Linked DNA regions of Homo sapiens: region 2 is linked to region 1. Evidence: read pairs that join two places in POLR2A ChIA-PET (ENCODE). Cell type or tissue: A673. All regions are shown on one strand. Each heading gives the region's core, and the rest is flanking DNA. Links, peaks and the distances in the headings are about the cores only.

Region 1 (4,000 bases), core at 1-4,000:
ATAAAAGTCTAGCCTTTCACAACCAGAGTTCTGCTACAGAATTAAGCCCTACAAAAAATGATCTGAGTGACTAATTTATCAATTCTCCCAATGGTGGTACACAGCAAATACCATCTTAGATGCACAGAAAGAGGCAAATGATATACAATGATGACTCAGAGCTTGGGTATTCAGGCTTAATTAATTCTATAGAGGAATCCTGGTTGAGAACAGTTGATGCTGTAGAGGTATCAATGTGCATCTTAAAACAAAGTCATTCGAGAAACTTTCCATTTAGAATGGGAGCTCTACATAACACTATAGAAGAGGCATGCCAGAGTTACATGGGAAGTACCAAACAACCAGAGCAAAGCAGAAAGGTGAGTCCAGTTAGGACTATGTGCAGGAAAAGGCAATATGACATGAGCTGAGACTTAAAGAAGTTAGCCAGGCCATGTCATAAACCTAAGCACCCACTCTCTCTTGGGCTTCAACCTCCTAATATGCCAGCTATCACCTTCAAATATCTGGATATACACTTTTTTTTTTTTTTTTGAGATGGAGTTTCGCTCTTGTTGCCCAGGCTGGAGTGCAATGGCACGATCTCGGCTCACTGCAACCTCCGCCTCCCAGGTTCAAACAATTCTCCTGCCTCAGCCTCCCGAGTAGCTGGGATTACAGGTGCCCACCACCACACCCAGCTAATTTTTTTGTACTTTTAATAGAGACAGGGTTTCGCCATGTTGGCCAGGCTGGTCTCGAACTCCTGACCTCAGGTGATCCACCTGCCTTGGCCTTCCAAAGTGCTGGGATTCAGGCGTGAGCCACCATGCCTGGCCGGATGTACACTTTTGAAATCAGTGCTTTCTTAATCACAACCTCATTCTAATGTTCATCCTCCTAGCAATTCCCTTCCCCATCCTTCACAGAGAATGTAAGTGAAGTTTTAACTTAGAGTGCAAATTTGAATTACAACTTGAATTAATAATGTTATACTGGCTTTCCCTTTCCTTCAGGCACTTTTTTTAACAAGTCTTCCATTAAATTTTTTATATACATACCTGAGAATGTATGGTGCTGTGATCTACTTGTGATTCACCACAGCCAACATATGAACATCTATTCTATAAATAATTATATAGGAAGAAAAATAAGGTACTTTATAATATACATGTAAATTTATAACAGCATTACAATTACATTTACAATTAAGTTTGGATTACCTGTTTTACATTCAATGAGTAAATGACTTTCCAGTCATTAAATTTAACCAAATGTTTCCAGGCACAAAATAAAACCAGGATATATTTCTAAGCTAAAAGCTATGTCATTTCTAATAAAAGGCAAGCATAAAATAGCTGAGTGATTTACTAAAAACTACAAAAGCACTACAGATTAAGATCTTTCCAAAGTTTAATTTTTGTTATTAATAATGACCTTTTAAAAGCAAGTTTAATTTACAAAAATCACTTTAAGTATCAAAAATTTTCTGGTTATGATTATTCAGATCCAAATTTATTATTATTATAGCAATCTTTTCAGGAAAAAACATATACACACCTCCAGACATGCCCAAAGATTTGGTCCTTGGACTTTACAATCCTGACAAGTACCCTATAAAAAGAAATTAAAAAGACAACATTGGTTATATTGACACAAACACATACAATTCACTAATGCACTAATGACATCATACATATTTTTAAAATACTGCTCATAGAGTATTACAGTAATTTATGAAAATTACACATTCAAGAGAAAAGTGAATAGTTTTTCAAGGAAGAAAAAACCTGTTTCTTACAAGGGATTTTTGTATCAAATCTTCTTTTGTTATTTCACCAACTGAATCCAAATGTGGACAATGATTTCGAAAAGCTGACATTTTGTTAGGAATTTTTTCCTGTTTCCCAAGACTTTCAAAATGAGGTAACACCTATAAGAAAAGTAACACACACAAAAAAATTAATAAATGCTTACAATGCCTGCAAAGATTCCAAAAAATAAAAAAATTAAAATGTTAACATATTAAAAATGATTAAAAGATAACATAAGAATGATATAAGTTTGCCCTGTAAAAAGAGTGTATTCTCAAACATAGATGAGTTTTCAGAATTGAAGTTAATCTGAACACTGGAAATTTCTCTACTACATAAACATTTTATTAAAATTGACATCTATAAACAAATGTAAGTTTGTTTCTCCATGACTTTTGCTGCTTTTCCCCTCTCATTTCACTTTTTATAGATAAATAAAAGGGGGGAATATTCAAGTTATTCAACTGTGAAGCACTTTTATCCTTTTAAAAAAAAAATTAATCCTTAGGCTGGACTAGGAGTTGAAAAAAAAAAACTTCAAGTAGAAAGCTTCATTTTTCTACTAATAGGACCCCCTACTGATGGCATAAATTAAATCATCTGGTATCCTGGCCTTATACCAGGATAAGCACTTTATATCAGGGTTTCTCGATCCCGGCACTATTGACACTTAGGGCCAGATAATTCTTCGCTGTGAGGGATTGTCCTGTGCACTGCAGGTTATTTGGCAACATTCCCACTTCTATCCACAAGAGACAGACAGACCATCCCTGCCACCACTCTGAACTCTGATGACCAGTGTCTCTAGACTGTTTTAAATTATACCCTCTGGGGGACAAAATCTCTCCAGGTTTGAGAACCCCATTTTCATGATCTTTACAACCCCTGAAATAGGCACCATTATTAGCTTCATTTGCACATAAGGCTAAGAGATGCAAACTTTACTGATCCACAGTGTTTGGTTCAAGTAAAGCGAGTGATTTCCAAAGGTCTCAAGTCTAATTTGGTATTCCTAGATCTTTTGGTTGTACCTTTTTAATAACAGGGCTTTTCATGCTCTTAATTCAACTTTGAGGTTTGAGAACACTTTCCCAAAAAAAGTTTAGAACTTGCTAGGATAGAATGAAACAGTTTAAAAGTTTGAACTTCAGAAACACTGTAAATTTAATTTCCTTTGTGGTTTATAAGTTATTCAATAAACCATGCAGGTCTATGTAATAGTTTATAACTATATAGAACCCCTTTGTTACCCTGTAGCTTATATAAGAGTGTCTGTCTGCCTTTTATTATTTATTTATTTATTTATTTATTTATTTATTTATTTATTTTTGAGACAGAGTTTCACTCTTGCTGCCCAGGCTGGAGTGCAATGGCGTGATCTCAGCTCACCGCAAACTTCACCTCCCAGGTTCAAGTGATTCTCCTGCCTCAGCCTCCCGAGTAGCTGGGATTACAGGCATGCGCCACCACACCCGACCACTTTTTTTGTATTTTTAGTAGAGATGGGGTTTCTCCATGTTGGTCAGGCTGATCTCGAACTCCCGACCTCAGGTGATCCACCCGCCTCAGTCTCCCAAAGTCCTGGGATTACAGGTGTGAGCCACTGCGCCTGGCCTCTGTCTGCCTTTTAAACCCATTGCAATAAATTTGCTGAAATATTAACACATTAGTAAATACATTTTTTTTATTATACTTTAAGTTCTAGGGTACATGTGCACAATGTGCAGGTTTGTGTAAATACATTTTTTTAAGAAAAGTTGAACAAAATCAAATCAAATAATCAATTCACTATTACGCTGCAACACACAAAATTCACCAGGAACCACTCTAGGGTTAATAGTGCAAACATTTCTTTTTTCTTTTGAGACAGGGCCTCATTCTGTCACTCACACTGGAGTACAATGGGGCAAACACAACTCACTGCAGCCTCAACCTCCTGGTCTCAAACCGTCCTCCTGTCTCAGCCTCCCATGTAGCTACAACTACAGGTGCACGCCATGTGATTAGACTACCCCAAGCCAGAGAAAAAAACCACGGGAAAGGATTAGGTAAAACAATTCTCAAAGCCTTTAAGGGTTGTTGGTATTCTCATCAGCCACAGTTGAAAGACACCATAATAGAGGAAATAATGCACTCAGAATGGCATTGCCTCAATAATCGGAAGAAATTATCCTTAATCTAAAGGTTACTTTGGTTCTGTCTTTAAA
Region 2 (7,933 bases), core at 2,320-6,319, 320 kb before region 1:
GCCGAGTTTCTTATATTAACTCAGCAATTCTTCACAACATCTCTAGGAAGTAAGAATTATTATCTCTATATCACAGACAAAAAAAAAAAGGACTAGAAGAGTAATTTACCCAAGGTTACATAAATAGTTTCACAATAAGGATGTGAACTTAGGGCACATTCTCTAGCATACCCAAGACTGGGCAATTTACAAAAGAAAGAGGTTGTGCTGCCTCTGCCACAATGTACTGCCTCCCATCCTAACCTCCAAAGACAGGTCATTCAATGATATGTATTGGGAGCCTTTTCAGTTGCTGACCCATAAGACTCCAGCAGAGGCTAATGCAAAACAACCACTTACAATCTAAAATTACAGACTGCACAAAGAAATGATTCACAACAAGGAAGCCAGCTAGTTAAAGAAATGGAAGACTCCACACCCCCCAAGAACTAGAAAGAACAGAAAAATCTGAAAGAAATCATAATATAAGGATATTCAAAATATTGAAAGGGAAGATTAGAAGCCATGAAACAAATACATGAACAAATGGAAAAGAAGAAAGAAAAAGGGAAGAAACAGGCATTGTAGGCACACACAAAAATATCGTCAATTGAAACAGAAATTCAATTAACGGTTGAATAGTAAACTAGATGCAGCTAAAAAGGCACTTGATAGAGTAGAGGAAATTGCCATAGAATAAAACACAGAGCTAAATAGTTGTCAAATATGAGAAAGAACTTAGGAGACATTGAGGATAGAATGATTGGTTCAACATATTCTAAAAGGAATTCCAGAAAGAGAGAATGGAGGTGATGGAGCCGAGGTTATTTTTTAACAGTTAATAGTTGAGAATTTTACAGTTATTTTTTAACAGATAATAGTTGAGAATTTTACAGAGATGAATAAGACAAGTCCCAGTCCCAAGATGGAAGGAACATATCCAGTCCTGAGCAGGATTTTTTTTTAATCCTCATCTACTCTTTTTTCATTTAATCATTCAACAAGTATTAATTGGACACCGACTGTGTGCCAGTTTCTGTTTAGGCACTTAGAATATAATTACATAAAAGAAGCAAGGGCTCTTGTGGCAAGAAGCTTACATCAGAGTGCAGAAGACAGAAAGTAAACAATAAACATAGTAAATTAGTCAGTTTTCTAGATTGTCAGAGGTGATAAACTCTATGAGAAAAGAAAGTAGAAAAGGTAAGGGGGTTAGGAATGCTGGGGGAGGAACAGATTACCACATTAATCAGGATGGTCCATATTAAATGGTATGCCCTCATTAAAGAGGTGAGATTTGAGCAGTGACTTAAAATATAATGTAAACCAGCAGAAGATGGAAGAGAAAACTAAAATATTAAAAGTGAAAATATAGTGTTACAGCTCTTTTAGAATTTGTCTAGCAGGCTTTCTAGTTTTTGCTGGAAAGCCCAGAAAAAAAAATTCTTTTAAAAAATTAAAAAGTGAAAATGCAGTTACTATAAAGGAATGACAATTTTGTTTGCAGCAGATTAAATGAAACAAGAACTTGCATTTATTTAGCACCTACTCTAAACCAGGAATGTGTTTTATGGTTTACATGCATTATTGCTGATCCTTACAATAACTCAAGAAGTAAGCTCTGTTAATCCCTAATTTGAAGCCAAGGAAATTGAAGCTCACAAAAGTTAACTGACTTCCCAAGACCATAAAGCTAGCAAGCTGTAGAGTCAGAAATCAAACTTTGATTTGCCTGGCACCAAAATCTATTCTCCACTTTCCCCACTCCAATAAAGCCATTAACAAGCTCACTAGTAATCTTTTGCCAATTCCAGTTAACCCTTTTTAGTTATCTTTCTTGACCTTTGCTGCATTTGACACCGTAAACTAGGGATCACCACACTTTTTCTGTAAAGGACCAGGCAGTGTAAATATTTTAGGCTTTGTGGGCCCGTATGTTATCTGTTGCAACTACTCAAACTCTGCCATCATTGAGCAAAACAGCCATAACAATATGTAAACAATGAATGTGGCTTTGTTGCAGTAAAACATCATATGTGGATACTGAAATTCAAATTCCATATAATTTTCATGTCATTTATTTCCACCATTTAAAAATGTAAAATTCATTCTTGCTGAAAGGCCATATAAAAATAGGCAGCAGAGTGGATTTGACCTGCAGGCCATAGTTTGCTGACTCCTGTCGTGAACCATTCCCCCATTCCTGACATTCTTTCCATTAGCTTTCAACATTTCTAGAGCTTTTAATACTTGTCGGTGTGCTTCATATTTATTACCTCATTTTATCCTCAGACAACTATATTATTATTATCCCAATTTTCCTGATGAGGGATCTGAGGCACAGAGAAATTAAGAAGTTTACTCAAGGTCACATGGTTGGCAAGAGGTAAAGCCAGGATTCAAAAGGTAGAGCTAGGATTCAAATCCAGCTGTGTGACTCCAGAGCCAGGCGCAGGAAAGATAGGCTAGGTTATGCTGGTATAATTAATAAAACTCAAAATCTGAGAGCTTTCCTTCCAGAGTTCCTTTTACATGTGATCTCCAAAGGGATTATGGATGGGAAGGAGAAGAACTTGAGGAAGATGCACCTGCATTTAATTGCACATTACCTCATCTCACATTCAGTAGCAACCCTAGTCACTGGCTCTACCTAGATGCAAGGAGGCTGAGAAATGGAGCTTATTTATATGCCCAGGAAGGGAGAGATGGGTTTGTTGAGCACCAAGCCAGTCTCAGCCACAAAGCTTCTGCTCCTAACCACAGGCTGCAGCACCTGCCTCCATGTGATCCCTCCCTCTTACTTCTCGCTTCACTCATTCTTGGTTTCCTTGCTGAACTCCTCTCCATCAGTCTATTATTTAACTGTGAACACTCCCCAGCATACTGACCATGGCCCCTTCTCTCCTAACTGCACATGTTCTCCTGTGAGAGGCTCAGTCACAGCCATGGTTTTGACTTCACTTAAGGCTTCCTGGTGAGCTCCTGTTGCATATGTCTGACTACTAAGTAACACCAGTTGGATTTCCCATGTGCATCTTGAATTCAACATGTCCAAAACCACGCTCACCATCTTCCCCCACAAAATCTGTTCTTCCTTCTGTTCTTCCTATTTCTGTGAATGATACCACCATTCTCCAGCTGCCCAAGCCAGACACAAGGGCGTCTTCCTAGCCTCCTTCCTTTCTCTCTCTTCCTACATCAGTTTGATCAAGAAGCTACTCAGTTCTCCTGTGCAGGAATTGCTTCTCCCACTCCACTGCCCATGCTTTGGTTCACACCCTCAGCCTTCCTCCCTGGGACCATAGGGCCAGCCTCCTAACCAGTCTCCTTCCCTCAGTCTGCTCACCCATCAAATTATCTTCCTGAAAGCACACACAATCATGGCATTCCATGGCTTAAAACTTTTCTTGGCTCTTCATCGATTTCAGAATTAAACTGGAAGCTCTTAGAAGATTCATAGAAACTTTCAAATCTGAATATGACCCCTACATTTTTCTCCAAACTCATCCATTGCCACTTATCAAAACACACTGACTGCTCCAGCCACACAAAGCCATTCTCAGGTCCCTCAAATGGGTCATGTTTGCACAGTCCCTTTCCTCTATATGGAAGTTTCCTCAACCCTATTGCTTCTGTCCCGTGTGACCTCTACTCATGCACCATCAGGACCAAGCTTCCCCTCTAGGAAACCCTTCTCTTGTCACAGGTTTGGTTCACCTTCTCAGGGGGCCCGTGATACTCTGTGTTGTAATATTATCTTGCATTTCAGGTACTATGTTCTGCTCTCTGTATCCCCAGTGCCTGCCACGGAGCCTGGCATATGGCATATGCTCAATAAATGCCCATTTGTTTAAAGCCAAGAACATGAATTCCAGTTCTTCTACTTAATGTGTGATGTTTTTATGCCTTACTGAGCCCCTTTTGGGCCTCAATTTTCCCTTCGAGAAAATGGTGGTGACAACCCCACTTAGAAGTACTGTTGGCTGGGTGCGGTGGCTCACGCCTGTAATCCCAGCACTTTGGGAGGCCAAGGTGGGTGGATCACGAGGTCAGGAGATTGAGACCATCCTGGCTAACATGGTGAAACCTTGTCTCTACTAAAAATACAAAAACAAAAAATTAGCCGGGCGTGGTGGTGGGCACCTGTAGTCCCAGCTACTTGGGAGGCTGAGGCAGGAGAATGGCGTGAACCCGGGAGGTGGAGCTTACAGTGGGCCAAGATAGCACCACTGCACTCCTGCCTGGGCAACAGAGCAAGACTCCGTCTAAAAAAAAAAATAAAAAAAAAAGAAGAACTACTGTTGTCAGAGGTAGGGAGTGCAGGGTACCTTGTACAGAACAAATGCTGCATAAATGTGAGTTCCCTACCTTCCCTCTTTCAAATATGACTGAACTTTTCAAGATAGCCTTCTATAGCTGACAGAGGCCACCTCTTCTTCAACTAAGTGAATGCCAGTTGTCTGAGCACTTCTGATTCCTGGACTGGCATGTGAGGCACTTAGAAGTTGCTGCTCTATCCTAACAACCAGTAAAAAGCTGAACAACTGAAAATAAACAATCACTCTTAGATCTGTCAGAGAAGTGAGGTTACAGGACAAACCCTTACCCCAAAGATTGGAGAGACAATCAGAGAATCACAACTTACCCAAACAGAAACCCTCAAGCAGAAACGTCTGTAGAAGCCTGTACCAGGGCTGGAAACACTGAACAGTGATAATAGCTGGAGGTTCAGTGTGGACAATATGAGAGTTAAAAATCCCAGAGAGATCCAGTCATGGGACCCCACACTTCTGTAAGTTTTACCTCCAGGAGCTTTGCCAGGTCCTCACAGTGAATATCTGGAAAAATTCCCCTCAGTCTTCTGGCCGTGGGAGGAGAAAAAAAAAACACTTTGAAATATGCTAAAGCATTCTGCTCCTTAACAAGGCCTGCCCTCAGAAGAAACTACTTTACCAGGGCATAACATTCCTAGAGCAAGAGAAAACCCAACTCTAGCCACCTCTAGCCATCCTGTCCCACCCAAAGGGAGAAAAGTATCGAAAAACACTGGCAGAGTTCACAGTCCAGGGCCACAGGCTCACCAAAAGACTGAGACCTAATTATAGGACTGTAGAACAATTCCCCGGCCCCATACTTTATCACAGCATTACTAAAGATTATTTACTGTGGTTCCTTTTATTCAGTATATCAGGTCCATCTGTCAAGGAAAAATTACAAGGTATGTCAAAAGGCAAAAAACATGATTTGAATAGACTAAGCATCAGAACCAGTCATATATAGCAGGAATGTGGGTCATCAGACCAGGAACATTTTATTTTATTTTTTAGAGACAGACTTTTGCTGTGTTGCCCAGGTTGAAGTGCAGTGGCATGATCATAGCTCACTGCAGCCTTGAGCTCCTCAGCTCAAGCAATCCTCTTGCCTCAGCCTCTTGAGTAGCTAGGACTACAGATGTACACCACCATGCCTGGCTAATTTTATTTTTTGTGTAGATGAGTCATGCTGTGTTGCCCAGGCTGGGAATTTTTTAAAACTATGATTAATATGCCAAGGACTTTAATGATAATAAATAGACAACATGCAAGAACAAATGGATAATGTAAGCAGAGAAGGAAATTCTAACACAGAAGCAAAAAGAAATTCTAGAGATCAAAAACACTGTAATAGAGGTGAAGAATGCCTTTGATGGGTACATTTAATAGACTGCACATGGCTGGGGAGAGAATCTCTGAGCTTGAGTATATGACAATAGAAACTTTCAAGGCTGAAAAACAAAGGGAAAGGCTGAAAAAACAGAACTGAATATCTGAGAAACATAGGACAGCTACAAAAGATGTAACATATGCATAATGGGAATACCAGAAGGAAAAGAAAGAGAGTAATGAACAGAAGCAATATTTGAAGCAACATTAACTGAGAATTTCCCCTAGATTAATGAACAACACCAAACCACAGATCCAGGAATCTCAGAAAATATCAAGCAAGATAAACGCCCCAAAACAAAAGGCCTTTATATACAAACTTCAGAAAATCAAAAATAGAGAAACAAATCTTGAAAGAAGCCAGATTTTAAAAATGCCTTACCTGTAGTAGAGCGAAGATCAAAATCATTTTTACTTTCTTTTCAGAAACTTTGCATGCAGGAAGAAAATGGAGTAAAATATTTAAAGTGTTGAAAGAGGGGAATAAAGCACCAACCTAGAATTCTGTACTCGACAAAATTATCCTTCAAAAATGAAGGAGAAATAGAGACTTTCTGAGATCAACAAAAATTGGGGGAATTTGTTGCCAGCAGACCTGCCTGGCAAGAAATGTTAAAAGAACTTCTTTAAAGAAGAAAAAATGACATAGAGCCAGGCATGGTGGCTCACGCCTGTAATCCCAGCACTTTGGGAGGCCAAGGCAGGTGGATTGCTTGAGGTCAGGAGTTTGAGACCAGCTTGGCCAACATGGTGAAACCCCATCTCTACTAAAAATCCAAAAAATTGGCCGGGTATGGTGGCACACGCCTGTAGTCCCAGCTACTCAGGAGGCTGAGGCAGGAGAATTGCTTGAAACCAGGAGGCGGAGGTTGCAGTGAGCCAAGATCATGCCACTGCACTCCGGCCTGGGTGATAGAGCAAGACTCTGTCTCAAAAAAAAGAAAAGAAAAGAAAAATGATGTAGTTCAGAAACTCAAATCTATGTAAAGAAAGGAAGAGCATGAGAGAATGAATAAGTGAAGATAAAATAAAGAAATTTTTCTTATTCTTAATTGATCTAACAGATGAGTATGTTCAAAATAATAGCAACAATATATTTAATTATATATACTTATGATTCTGTATACATGTTTATGTGTAAGTGAAATAAATGAGAGCAATGATACAAAGAACAGAAAGGAGGAATTAGGAATGTTTTGTTATTACAAGGTACTTGCACTACCCATGAAGCAGTAGAGTGTTATTTGAAAGTGGACTTGAAATAGTTGCAAATGTTTATTGCAAATTTCAGGACAACCAATTTAAAAAGTGAGAAAAGAAGTATATGTGGTATGCTCATAAAGGAGAGAAAAAGACTCATAATGCTCAAATAAAACTACAAAAGGCAGAAAAAGTTTGCCAGACAAAAATAGGAACAAAGAACAAAAGCAACAAATAGGAAACAGTAACAAATATGGTATATATTAATCCAAGTATATCAATAATCACTTTAAATTTCAGTGATCTAAGCACACCTATCAAATGACAGAGATTGTCAGAGTGGATCAAAAATCAAGACCCCACTATATGTTGTCTACAAGAAACCCACTTTTAAGTATAAAGACACATATAGATTAAAAGTAAATAGAGAAAGCTCTACCACGCTAACGCTAATCAAAAGAAAGCAGGAGTTGCTATATTAATTTCAGACAGAGCAGAATTTAGAGGAAGGAAAGTTATCAGAGATTTTTTAAAGCATTACATAATGATAAAGAGGTTAATTCTCCAAGAGGACATAATAATTCTTAATGTGTATGTGCCTAACAACTAAGCATCAAAACACGTAAGGCAAAAACTAGTAGAATAGCAAGGAGAAATAAGTGAATTCACTATTATAGCTGGAGACTTCAACACTCCTCTATCAGAAATGGACAGATCCAACCAGAAGAAAATCAATAAGGTTGTAGTTGAACTCAATAATACCACCAAACACCACCAGTCAACTGGATATAACTGGCATCTATAGACTGCTTTATCCAACAACAACAGAATACACATTCTTCTCAAGCTCACATGGAATATTCACCAAGACTACATTCTGGGTCATAAAACATACCTTAACAAGTTTAAAAGAATATAAATCATACAGTGTCTGCTCTCAGAACACAGTCAAATTAAACTAGTATTCAATAACAGAAAGATAGAAAATCCTCAAATACCTGGTGATTAAACAGCACATTTCTAAATAACACTTGGGTCAAATAAAAAACCTC

The links. Peaks named below come from ENCODE experiments on the same cell type or tissue, not always from the same donor. Only the 100,000 strongest peaks of a DNase experiment are listed, where the experiment ranks them.
Region 2: POLR2A ChIA-PET joins it to region 1 with 7 read pairs; 2 of 35 experiments call an interaction of 5 or more read pairs at or near these places.

What each region holds. Positions count from the first base shown.
Region 1 is chr1:77,739,837-77,743,836 of GRCh38, forward strand. It overlaps USP33 (ubiquitin specific peptidase 33), which reads right to left. Exons shown (of 24, transcript NM_201624.3): 2 at 1,781-1,912; 3 at 1,540-1,593; 4 at 1,041-1,103. The coding sequence starts at 1,861. Among named protein-coding and RNA genes, the nearest start is that of USP33, 18 kb to the right of the region's middle. In A673, for the core only: no CTCF peak of the experiment used is centred there; DNase peaks (open chromatin) are centred at 165 and 2,395.
Region 2 is chr1:77,418,974-77,426,906 of GRCh38, forward strand. The region is part of intron 8 of AK5 (adenylate kinase 5); the gene reads left to right. It also overlaps the pseudogene RNU7-8P. Among named protein-coding and RNA genes, the nearest start is that of AK5, 140 kb to the left of the region's middle. In A673, for the core only: no CTCF peak of the experiment used is centred there; no DNase peak of the experiment used is centred there.